Regions from separate parts of the Homo sapiens genome. Here region 1 is linked to region 2. Evidence: chromatin loops called from intact Hi-C (ENCODE). Cell type or tissue: gastrocnemius medialis. All regions are shown on one strand. Links, peaks and the distances in the headings refer to the core of each region. The heading gives the core; the rest is flanking DNA.

Region 1 (5,390 bases), core at 71-5,070, 69 kb before region 2:
CACACATTTACTGAGTGATTACTATTTGCCAGGCTATGACTATTCCTTTACGAGGAATAAGAAAGTACGAGGTAAAACTGGTTTACTGTTTCACTGCTATATTCTCTTTCACATAAATGACAAAAAAAGATGTTAGAAACAAGTTCTGAATTTTTGCATCATTTCTGATCTATTGTAATCTATTGATTTAATAAGGATGCATGGGCCAAGTTTATGATTTCAATATAAATAGCAGGCTTTCAATGTGGATTCAGAGACTTTATCACAAAGCTACTTGCAAACATAGAGTGGGTAGGAGCTGATAGATTAATTTCCACTCCTAATTGCAATTAGTAAATTGTCACAATGATTGTATTGATAAAATGCATGTTTTCTTGTCATAGCAAACAGTAAAGGACACATTCTTATGGGAATGACAGGTGGCTAATAGCTTAATCTACTAACTAGTGACAGTAAAATAATAATATATAGTACTATTTAATAGTAATTATAATTATTACTTAATAATATTATATAATGAAATATAATGTATAATAATATTCCCTGATGATTACCAATGATACCCCAACCCAAACTGTCATTTGGTGTCCAGTCGATGCTTTATAACCCCACTGTGATGAGTAAATTATTTAACATTAGCAACGTGGTAAGTTCTCTGGGATAATTCTTTCATGGCTACCTTATCCAGGCAGGCCCATCCAGATACAGGCTGCTCAAAAAAGAACTATTCTACAGGCACCATACATTTCTCATAAGTACTTTTATATGCATGCATGATACAATCACAGTGTAGGACGTTTAACAGAAAATTGGTTACATTATTTCTTGTCTCTCCCCAAATGAAATCTGGGACATTATGACAATTTATTTTTCTAAGGATGATCTTGGTTCTGCCTATTGAAATGTCCTCACTCACCTCCAAGAGGAAGGGGGATGGCTTCAGAAAATGTCTTTAAGTGTTTTTATTTTTCACGAGTTATTTATTGCAACACTAGCTCTTCCCTGCAGGAAGCTATATAATTGTGTGCTTAATTGGTAACATAGAAGAATTCCTAGCTACTTCCTAGAGAATATACTGTTGAATTCCTTGTCACTCAAGTATCTGTTAAAAACTCAACCGTGGGAAACAATGTCTATGGATGCCTTTGGGAAAATACACATTTTACCTATTATTTCATCTTTTTTCTACTTTGTCAAGTAGTAGGTACCCCACAAAAATTGTTGATTGAATACATGAATAAAATCTTTCATTGAATTAAATCTCTTAAAAGCTGAAACATGTAACTCCAGAAGATATTTTTTGGCCCCCTAGTGAATTGTTGTTCCTGAATTCTATTTGGTGTGATGCTCTGGACTTGCACTGATAATTTCTCTTTGCAGCCTCCTATGGAACTCATGTTATTACATATCTCACTCTCTATAAACTACCTCAACATTTCTTTTCTGGTGCTAATGTGAGGAAGATAAGGCAGGCTTATCTTGAGAAATGGATTTGTTTTTATTTTACGGATATTATGAATTGGGTCACCAATCAGATTTCCCTTTTCTGATTCACTGTCACAGAGAAAAATTTATGGCTCAAAACGACAGTATGATTGCATCTTTCATTTAACTCATTTCCACTTCTAGTTTTTGCCCCCATGTTTGTTTTTCCTTATTTATTCTCATAGAATTTGTAGTTTATGATTTATTGGCATATTTTATTTGTAGCTTATTGCTATATTTTATGTTGCCCAAGATCTTAAATCTCTTTTGAAATAAGATAAAGTATTGATAAATAAAGTTTAATCCATCAATTAAACAAAACATATTCTATTGTATAGAAGAATCTGACAGTTGTTAGTCTGCACTTTTAAAAGCCACTGAGACAAGACAATCTTGGGAAGAATATTTATTATTTGTCTACTAACCACCCCTGCCTCCTTCTGAAAAAAAAGCAACTCATTCTTCTGGAAACTACTCCTCCTTCCACTGCAACTCTGCCTCCTAGAAATGTTGAGGACTCTAAGGATGGGTAACCAAACCAAGCCATTCAAATCACGGGCATTCCTTGGGTTGTTTTTGTTGTTTGTTGGGGAGTTGGTGTGGTGTGTGTTAGGCAATCTTGTCCTGTGATGGAATTGAGATGTAAAACTTAGGAACTGTCAGTGATCATATTTCCTGCCATGAAGAGAAAGACTGACTCAGTGTGAGACAAAGTTGGCACAGAGGGGAGGCGGGGAAGAGAGAGAGAAAGAATGTAAGTGAGAGAGAGAAAGTAAATGAAAGAGAAACCTGGCATCATTCAAGTTCCTGACACATTCAGTTCCTGAGACCCAACTCAGTGCTTTCTTTCACATGGTTTGGATATTCACTGCTTCTTTAGATTTTGGGAGATAACAAATTCCTCTTTCTCAATATGGGTTCAAATTGAGTTTCTATCACTTTCAAGCAGGAGTCCTTAATGATAGATGCTGCTTTCAAGCTTTATTGTGAAAAATTTTGGCCCTAATCCTCATCAGCCCCAGTCTACTTTTGTGCAAGGATATAATTTACTCGTCAACTTGGGAAGTCTGTATCTGGCTCTAATTTTCATTTGAAAGAAAACCAGTTTTTCCTCTTAATGATATGGTATATAAAACATCTGAAGTTTGTTTTGGAAAATACTAATATTGCAAGCATTTTTCAGTTAACTCAAACTCAAGTGTTTTGCTCTCTTGATTGTGTCAAAAGTTGGACTTGGACAGTGGTTTCTGGAGATACGGGAACATGATAACTAGCATTTTCCACATTGTTTTACTCTATCTCCATACCAAATCAATAGAAATCTACATGTCTGGATGAGTAGAATGGAAAGAATGTGACTTTAGACCATGAAGATCCAGATTCATGTCTTAGCTTTACATGACCAAGATCCTCAATCTCTCACAGTTCCCCTAGGAAACTTCTAGAAGAACAGTAATATGTACCTCCCAACATTGTTAGGGAAAAAATATGTAAAGCCCTAATACGGCATCAACATATAATAGTGGGAGTTATTGTCACTTTATTGGCTCACTATAGAAAGACCTTTCAAAAACTTTAACAATTTGCCTTCAGCTTTTATTCAGAATTCATACCCTCCCCAACACCCACAAGCTGTATTTATGTATCTTCATCCTTTGTACTATTATTAATTACCTAATCCTCTTTACAGAAATATCCTTACACTATACTCCCTCTTAGAATTTTGTCCTAGAAGAATAAAGACGTTTCTAAATTGCTCGTTTTCTTTTTATGTTGATAAAAGCATGTGAACTCATCCTGTTCTCCCTCATCTTCTTTCTTTTTCCCTTTGACTATCAGTAAAAATAGAGCTAAATTTAATGCTCAGTTGCATAAAACTAGATTAAACTACCTACTTATTACCTCCTTAATTATTTAAAAACATTATTGTATTCTTTCATTGGTTATGTTGTATGTGTGACTTCAAGTAAGCTTACATTATTCTTGGGAGTAGGCATCAGTGTATAAATAATAAATGCAATAAAGGCCTACACTATTTTAGCAACCCTCAGATGAAGAATGACTGAGCCAAGAGTGTGAGGGTGGTAGGTCTTGTATTTGATAGTTGTTGGACAAAGTGCTCCGGCTCCCTACAGATCACCCTTCAGGCACCAGTTCTACATTGGCTGCCTCCTATTCTCCCTTCTGGTCAGGCTTTGTGAGAGGCACCCTGTCTTTCAGACTCCATAGTCCATGTAGCCCATTGCCTGCCAGCTATGAAGGAAAACCACAAGGTAAAAACTTCTTCAACTTGAGTCAAAGTGTTCACAGCTAAGGGCAACATCAGACTCAGGGAAGGCTATATCTACTGCTAGACATGCAGTAGACACTGGGAGAATTTATATCTTTCTTAATGATTTGGACTGTCATTAACCTACTCTCTGAGGAAGACTTGACCCCCCTTTGTGTCTTGGTTTTTATGACACCTACACTTGTTTACCCACCATCTTTGTCCATTTGCGTTCTTGTAGCAAAATACCACAGACTGGGTAATTGGAAAGAACAGATACTTTTTTAAAAAAATAGTTATGGAGGCTAAGAAGTCCAAGATCATGGCTCTGGCAGGATTGCTGTCTAGTGAGGGCTGCTGTTTGCCTCCAAGATGGCACTTCACTGTCATGTACTCCAAAGGGGAGGAGTGCTGTGTTCTCATATCAGGGAAGGGACTAAAGGAGGGAAAAGGGCAAATTTCCTCTGTCAAGCCCTTTTAAAAGAGAACCAAATTCCATGAAGGAGGGCAGAGCCCTCATGACTCAGGGACCTCCTAAAGGTCTCAACTCTTAATACTGTTGCATTGAAGATCAAGTTACAACATGAATTTTGGATGGGGAAAAACACTTAACCCACAACACCACCTGCATCTCCAACTAGAACAAGACCTGCTTAAGGTTAGAAGCTGTGTCTTACTCTTCTCAGAATCTTCAGCGTACCCTACAAACCTAGTACATGGTTTACACAGTATGTTAAAGGAATAAACATATCCTCAGCATAGCAAGTTGAAATGCTTAATCATTTGCCACCAATAATAAAGTGTAAATAGAAATTATTCATTACAATGGTATTTTGTTCTCATTTCCAGAAATCAGATTCATGCCTTTTGTAAAGAATGTGTAGTCTCAGGATAATAGAGTCCTGCACTTAAAGGGAGATAATGCCTAGAAGAATCAAGTTAACTTTGCAGATGTTTTGATATATCTGGAAATATCTCTAATAGGAAAATGAAAGCCAGGAAGCTTTTCTGGAACAGTAGGTTTTATGTTGCTACTTAAAATATTCTGTGCCATTGTTCAACTATATGCCATCCCAGCAATCTTTGAGTTTTAAATATTTGGCCCCTAGAGAACCACTTGGGTCAGTTGCTGTCTGGTCACCATCCCATTCTAAGACTGCCCTTCGGGTTACATACACTGATGCTGCCAAGCACTGATGAACTATTCTTATATAAAAATAGAAAGTACATTCTAGAGGTGAAACATATATACATATCTTTTTAAAGTAATGTTTAAGAAAACTATCTTATATTTCCAAATTCCAGAGGCTGTTTCTTGACAATTTCTGAGATAAATAAACCACACATTCTTTTAAGTCAGAAGCAGCAAGTTTGAATTAGTCAATGGAATCTTCACCTACATTATTTATCTACATCTTATCATTATATATGTCAGTTAAAGGAAGGAATTGGTATGACTATTTTACTAGAAAAGTGATGTCTTCCAAAACTGATGAGGAAACCTGAGTGAAAGCTCAATGGAATTAATTTCTTTATTGGTGTTTTCCTGTTTTAGGAAAGGTTCTTAACATGTTAGTAATTTCAAATAACTCTCCATAGCTGTTTCATTTTTCTAAATTATAAAATACATTCTCTC
Region 2 (5,390 bases), core at 246-5,245:
CTATTCAATTGTTATCCATCCATGCATTCAAATACTTACTGAGTGCCTATTATATGCCAGGTATTGTTCCAAATGCCTCATACAAAATAGTGAATAAAACAACATCCCTACCTCATGAACAAGTCCTCTACCTTTTAATGGAGTTTACACTCAACAAATGATTTTTTCATAAAGATAAGTTTTAGTTTATATCTTAGAAGTCTCTACTGTGTGTTCAATTTACTGCAAGCTATGGCTAACTTTAACATGAGGCTAACAGTTCAGAATTACAAGTATTAACTTGGCCGGTGAACAGAAATAGAAATGGTATTTTTTTTGCAATTATATTTAGTCATGACATATTTTAACAAAAAATATACAACTGCATTCCAAATTTACCAGTTAATGTTCATGTTATATAAAACTTATATAAGAATATTTAGATAAATATATTTAAATATAATCACTTCTGGATTATATTTACCAAATTATTTTATTCCTATTTTAAACTCAGAATTTCATAATCAGTTTTTTTCACTCAGATGTTTATTTTAATTATATTTTAAAAGTGTGAGACAGATGTCACAAATGATCTTTAAATTAAATGAACAAAAATTCAAATAAAAAAAAAACAGAATAGAATTCCACATGTAGAATTCTACACATAGTATGGCTAGGCTTCTCTGTGAGTTGGAATGTAGAGATACAGAGTTTTTTTCTCTACAAAAAGGCTGTATAAGATATCTCTATTATCAAGAGATATGCTTGCTAAAAATGCAGATTTCTGGACCACATCCCAGGTCTAATGAGTCAAAGTTTATGGAGACAGAGCCTGAACAAAAATATTTATTTTAAAAAGCAGGCCAGTTGATGGTCACATACTTAAAAGTTTGACAAAAAAAGCAATTGTGTAGCATGTGGTGGGTGGGAAGGGTACTGTATTGCTGTCACTATATCTATGTAGTGGCTGTATCTATTTTCTCCCGGACAGAAATTTCTTATTATCTAAGACTCTTGACCAGTATATAGGGTCAGGGTTTCCACTGGCAAAATGCTTTGTATAAAACCTAGCCAAATGTAAGACACAGGGAACAAGACATGTGGGCCATATGTTCTGCCAGGAGGCCTACTTCACCATCCAAAATGCCTGGCAGTTGTCAGAACTTGCAAGGGGAATTTTGTTTACTTTGTGAGATGCCCAGTAGGTTCCAAAGGTCATTTAGGAATACCATCACACTGTTGCTAGGGAAGAAATGGTCTTCAACTTAAGTGCATCCACCGAACAGGACATTTGTGATCCCAGTATTCATTTTATATCTATGGTCAATCAACAGCATTCCTTACATTGTAAAATCTCTTATTTCCAAGAAATACTACTTAAAAATGTCTACTACTAATAAATAATAGTTTTATGCTTTCCAAATATCTTTTATCCACAAAAAAGCTATATGATTAAGCATTCTGTACGATATATGGTTTGCTATGTCTGAGAATCTTGACATAAATACAGTGAAATAATCATTTCAGAAATAAATTTTATATTTCAGATAATATAAACATTTCAATTAAATAAAAAATTACTTGTCAGTATTGCTTGTTAAAGAACAACGATTTGATAATCAACAGTAATATAAAGAAAAAAACTAGGTTTAGAAATAATTGGAACTAGTAGTTTCTAAAATTTGAAAATAATGCCTTAATTATTTACACAAAGCCATCTTTATTTACATACTAATCCAAAATAGGCAATATGATCATTTATGTGGAAGTTTCAAAGAGTCACAAGAGAGGGGTGAAGTCTCAGAATACAATAAGCTGATGTTTCAAGGAGGAAGTGACAGACAGCAGGCCAGAAATGTGACAGAAGTCAGAAGAAGAGACAGGAAGCACAAGGCAAATGTGGCAGACACAAATGGTAACAGAAAAAGCAGTGAAGAGCCAACCTAAACATGGCGTGAAGCAGTGTGACAACGTCGAGGAGGGATAAAATTTGCCCGCACAATGGTACAATAGTCTTATGTTTAAGAAAAGGAAATGTAATTACATGTGCATCTATGATAAAAAGGGAAATTATCTTTAGTAAATTCTATAAACTTAATTTTTTTTAAAAGATGCTTCAGTTAATTCACGTGTTAATCAATACTCATGAAAGACAGCGAGAAGTGAGAGCACAATAAACAGTATTTATATACCGATATCCCTGCTCCAACAGCACAGCACATGTAACTGTGCCAATCTCTATCCTGGGTGTCTAGGAAAGCTGCCATAAAATGAACAGGTGTTTGGATTTGATGGGCTCAATGACTCAGTTTCGTAGAGGCTGTGCTGTTTACCAGTAGCTAGAGCAATCACTTCCTTAACCTCTCTGCGCAAAACCTGACACAGCAGTTCTTTCTTATGCCAGTTCCTTGTACTGTGATGCATGCTGTCACCTAAGGGTGAGCCACCTCTTCTTAGCCACAAAGGCCATCTGTGGCCCTTGAGATGCTGTGGCCAGAGGAAGAGAAAGAAGAGAAAAAAGGAAGGGCTAAGAAAGACTATCTTTATGGAAAGGAAAGGAGAAACTATAGGAGTGGGAAGAAAGGGAGAGAGGGACTGGGAAGCAGCATAGCTCCTAAGTGCAGGCAGGATAAAGAATAACTGTCAAATGCCTCAGGGCTGCACCATAAGTCACCTACTTCTTCCTTCAATAACTCTTTGGTATTTGCTTTAAAAATATAGTCCTCCCTCAGTATCTGTGAGGGACTGACTGCTTCCAAAACCCCTGTGGATACCAAAATCCCAGGATGCTCAAGGCCCTTATATAAAATGATGTCATATTTGCATATAACATACACACATCCTCCTGTATACTTTAAATCATCTCTAGATTACCTCATATAATCCCTACACATCATTGCATTTGCGTGGATTCAATGTAAACTCAGCATGCTGCAAATTCAAGTTCTGCTCTTTAGAACTTCATGGAATTTTTCTTTTTCCAAGTATTTTTGATCTATGGTTGGCTATATCCACAGATACACAGGGCTGACTGTAAAATGTATTCAGGGGATTCACAGAGAGGGAACAGGACTAGATGATCCTTAGGTCATGATGCTCTCATCACGTATCCTTGCCTGTTCTGTTATTCCCATACTGTCCTGCACTTCCTTCCTGCTTGTTTACCCTCTAATTTTTCTCCTTTCACTCCTGGACCTTTCACTGGCGCCCCCTGGAACCCGTATTTTATGAAACAAATTGTTTCATATTTTCTACCTCTTGTAGAAATACTGCTCTTCACTTCCCTGCTTTAATTAGAACCTGGCTATCTTCTAAGCATACTGGTCTCTCAGCAGCCCTTTTGAGTGAAGGATTTGACTGTTGCATTTGAGTGCTGGTCCACAAATGCAGGTTTCAGAGCATTAGTTCTCATTTGTGTAACAACTTCCATTTTTTGAGCCCCCTGAAGCCCAGTTATCCCAACTCTACCCTTTGCTATAATTTATTGAACCCTACCCTACATTCACTAAAGAACTTTGGTGCCTAATTTACTCTATACCTCAACTCTAGATATTACATACTGTCTGCTTGGACAGCTCATCCAAAATTCAGGTCTCACTGTTTCATCTTCTAGCATCTTTTCTTCTCCACCTCACTTGAGTCACCTACTTCTACAGTCACATCTGGCAGGCCTGTCCTCTCTGGAATGACTATGATCTCCCATTCTCAGATAAGAACACCTATGCTTATATCTTTTGTGCTCAATAGCCCAATTTATACCTGTTATTTGACTTCAATGAAACTCTACTTTCTATACATCAACATTCTCCTTCTTTTCAAGAAACTTGTATTACAAATTATCCTTTCTCCTATATCTTCAGTCTATCCTTTTTTCACTGGAGACTAAACATGCTCAAGAATCTTTTGTCTTAAACAGAACAACAACAAAAAAGTGATGTCTTTCTGTTTTCATAGGTTCTGGTTACAATTCTGATTCTATCTCACAGTTAAGTTTATGAAACAGTTGGGCATTTTTTCTACTTGTTGACTTCCTGCTCATCCCGCAATCCCTCCCAATCTGCTTTCTGCCTCTACATTTGTATTAAAAGAGCTCCTTCTAAAGTCATCAGTGACCTCATTAGACAAATTAGTCCACATTGTAGTTGATCCACCTTCAGCACTACTGTCTCCTCACCGAAGCAGAGCTTCCCTGTGGTCTTTGTTGCCAGCGTACCTGCCTGGATTGCCTGTCCCTAGTTGCTCCTTCTCATTTTCCAGCCCTCCCAACTTGATTCAATCTTTTAAAGTTATGGACTTCATAGGACTCAATCTGAAGCAAACTTTTCTATTAGTGACTCCGAATTTTGTATCTCCAGCTCCACATATCAACACTTTTCTGGATAGTTCTACTTGGATGTCTTAGGCACCTTAAATATGATATGTCTAAATGTATTCCTCTTCCAAATATCTTGTATCATTAGCTATACCATTACCCACCTGCTTATTCACATCAGAAACCAGGGGTGATCTATGAAATTTCCTTCACTAATGCTGCCAACATTCTCTAACTTTATTCTAAACATGTCTAGAATATACCCACTTCTCTCCATTTCTACCGCCATCAGCCAAATCAAAGCCACCATTACTCCTGCTGTAGCCTCCTAAGCTGCTCTCTCCAAATTTCTTCTGCTCTATTCTGTTCCTCATCATCTGTTTTCCACACAAGAGAGATCTTTTTGAAATCCAAATTTGATCATGATACATCCCTGCTTATAATATTTAATGGCTTTCTCCTTAAATAAAAATAAAATTCTCAAATGTTCAGGTGGCCCTTCAACATCTGGTCCCCTAGTTAGGTCTCCAGGCTTATTCAACTGCTTTCTCCTTGCTTTCTACACTTCAGCCACTCAGATCCATTTGAGTCCTTGTCTTAGGCTTTTCCATGCACTGGCTCTCTTCTGGTTTTCTTTTTCTCTGTCTGGGAGCCAACCTATTCTCTCCTCAGGCTGACTAATTCATCATTCATCCTTTAGATACCTGCTTAACTGTCATTCCCTCAGAGACTTTTTTTCCTTTTTCTCCTTAAAAAACAAAACAAAACAAAACAAAACAAAAAAACAGGATACATGTACAGAATATGCAGGCTTGTTACACAGGTATCCATGTGCCATGGTAGTTTGCTGCACCTATTTATCTGCCCTCTTAGTTCCCTCTCCTTACTCCCCTGCCCCAACAAGCCCTGGTGTGTGTGTTGTTCCCTTCTTTGTGTCCATGTGTTCTCAGTGTTCAACTCCCACTTACGAGTGAGAACATGTGGTGGTTTTTTGTTCCTGTGTTAGTTTGCTGAGGATGATGGCTTCCAGCTTCATCCATGTCCCTGCAAAGGACATGATCTCATTCCTTTTTATGGATGCATAGTATTACATGGTGCA

What was found. Peaks named below come from ENCODE experiments on the same cell type or tissue, not always from the same donor. Only the 100,000 strongest peaks of a DNase experiment are listed, where the experiment ranks them.
Region 1: a loop joins it to region 2, with 2.4 times the contacts of the local background. A loop is called at or near these places in 1 of 110 quality-filtered maps.

The regions. Positions count from the first base shown.
Region 1 is chr6:145,834,191-145,839,580 of GRCh38, forward strand. The region is part of intron 2 of EPM2A-DT (EPM2A divergent transcript); the gene reads left to right. Among named protein-coding and RNA genes, the nearest start is that of FBXO30, 22 kb to the left of the region's middle. In gastrocnemius medialis, for the core only: no CTCF peak of the experiment used is centred there; a DNase peak (open chromatin) is centred at 2,181; H3K27ac peaks cover 893 bases.
Region 2 is chr6:145,902,742-145,908,131 of GRCh38, forward strand. The region is part of intron 25 of SHPRH (SNF2 histone linker PHD RING helicase); the gene reads right to left. Among named protein-coding and RNA genes, the nearest start is that of SHPRH, 59 kb to the right of the region's middle. In gastrocnemius medialis, for the core only: no CTCF peak of the experiment used is centred there; a DNase peak (open chromatin) is centred at 2,330; H3K27ac peaks cover 4,087 bases.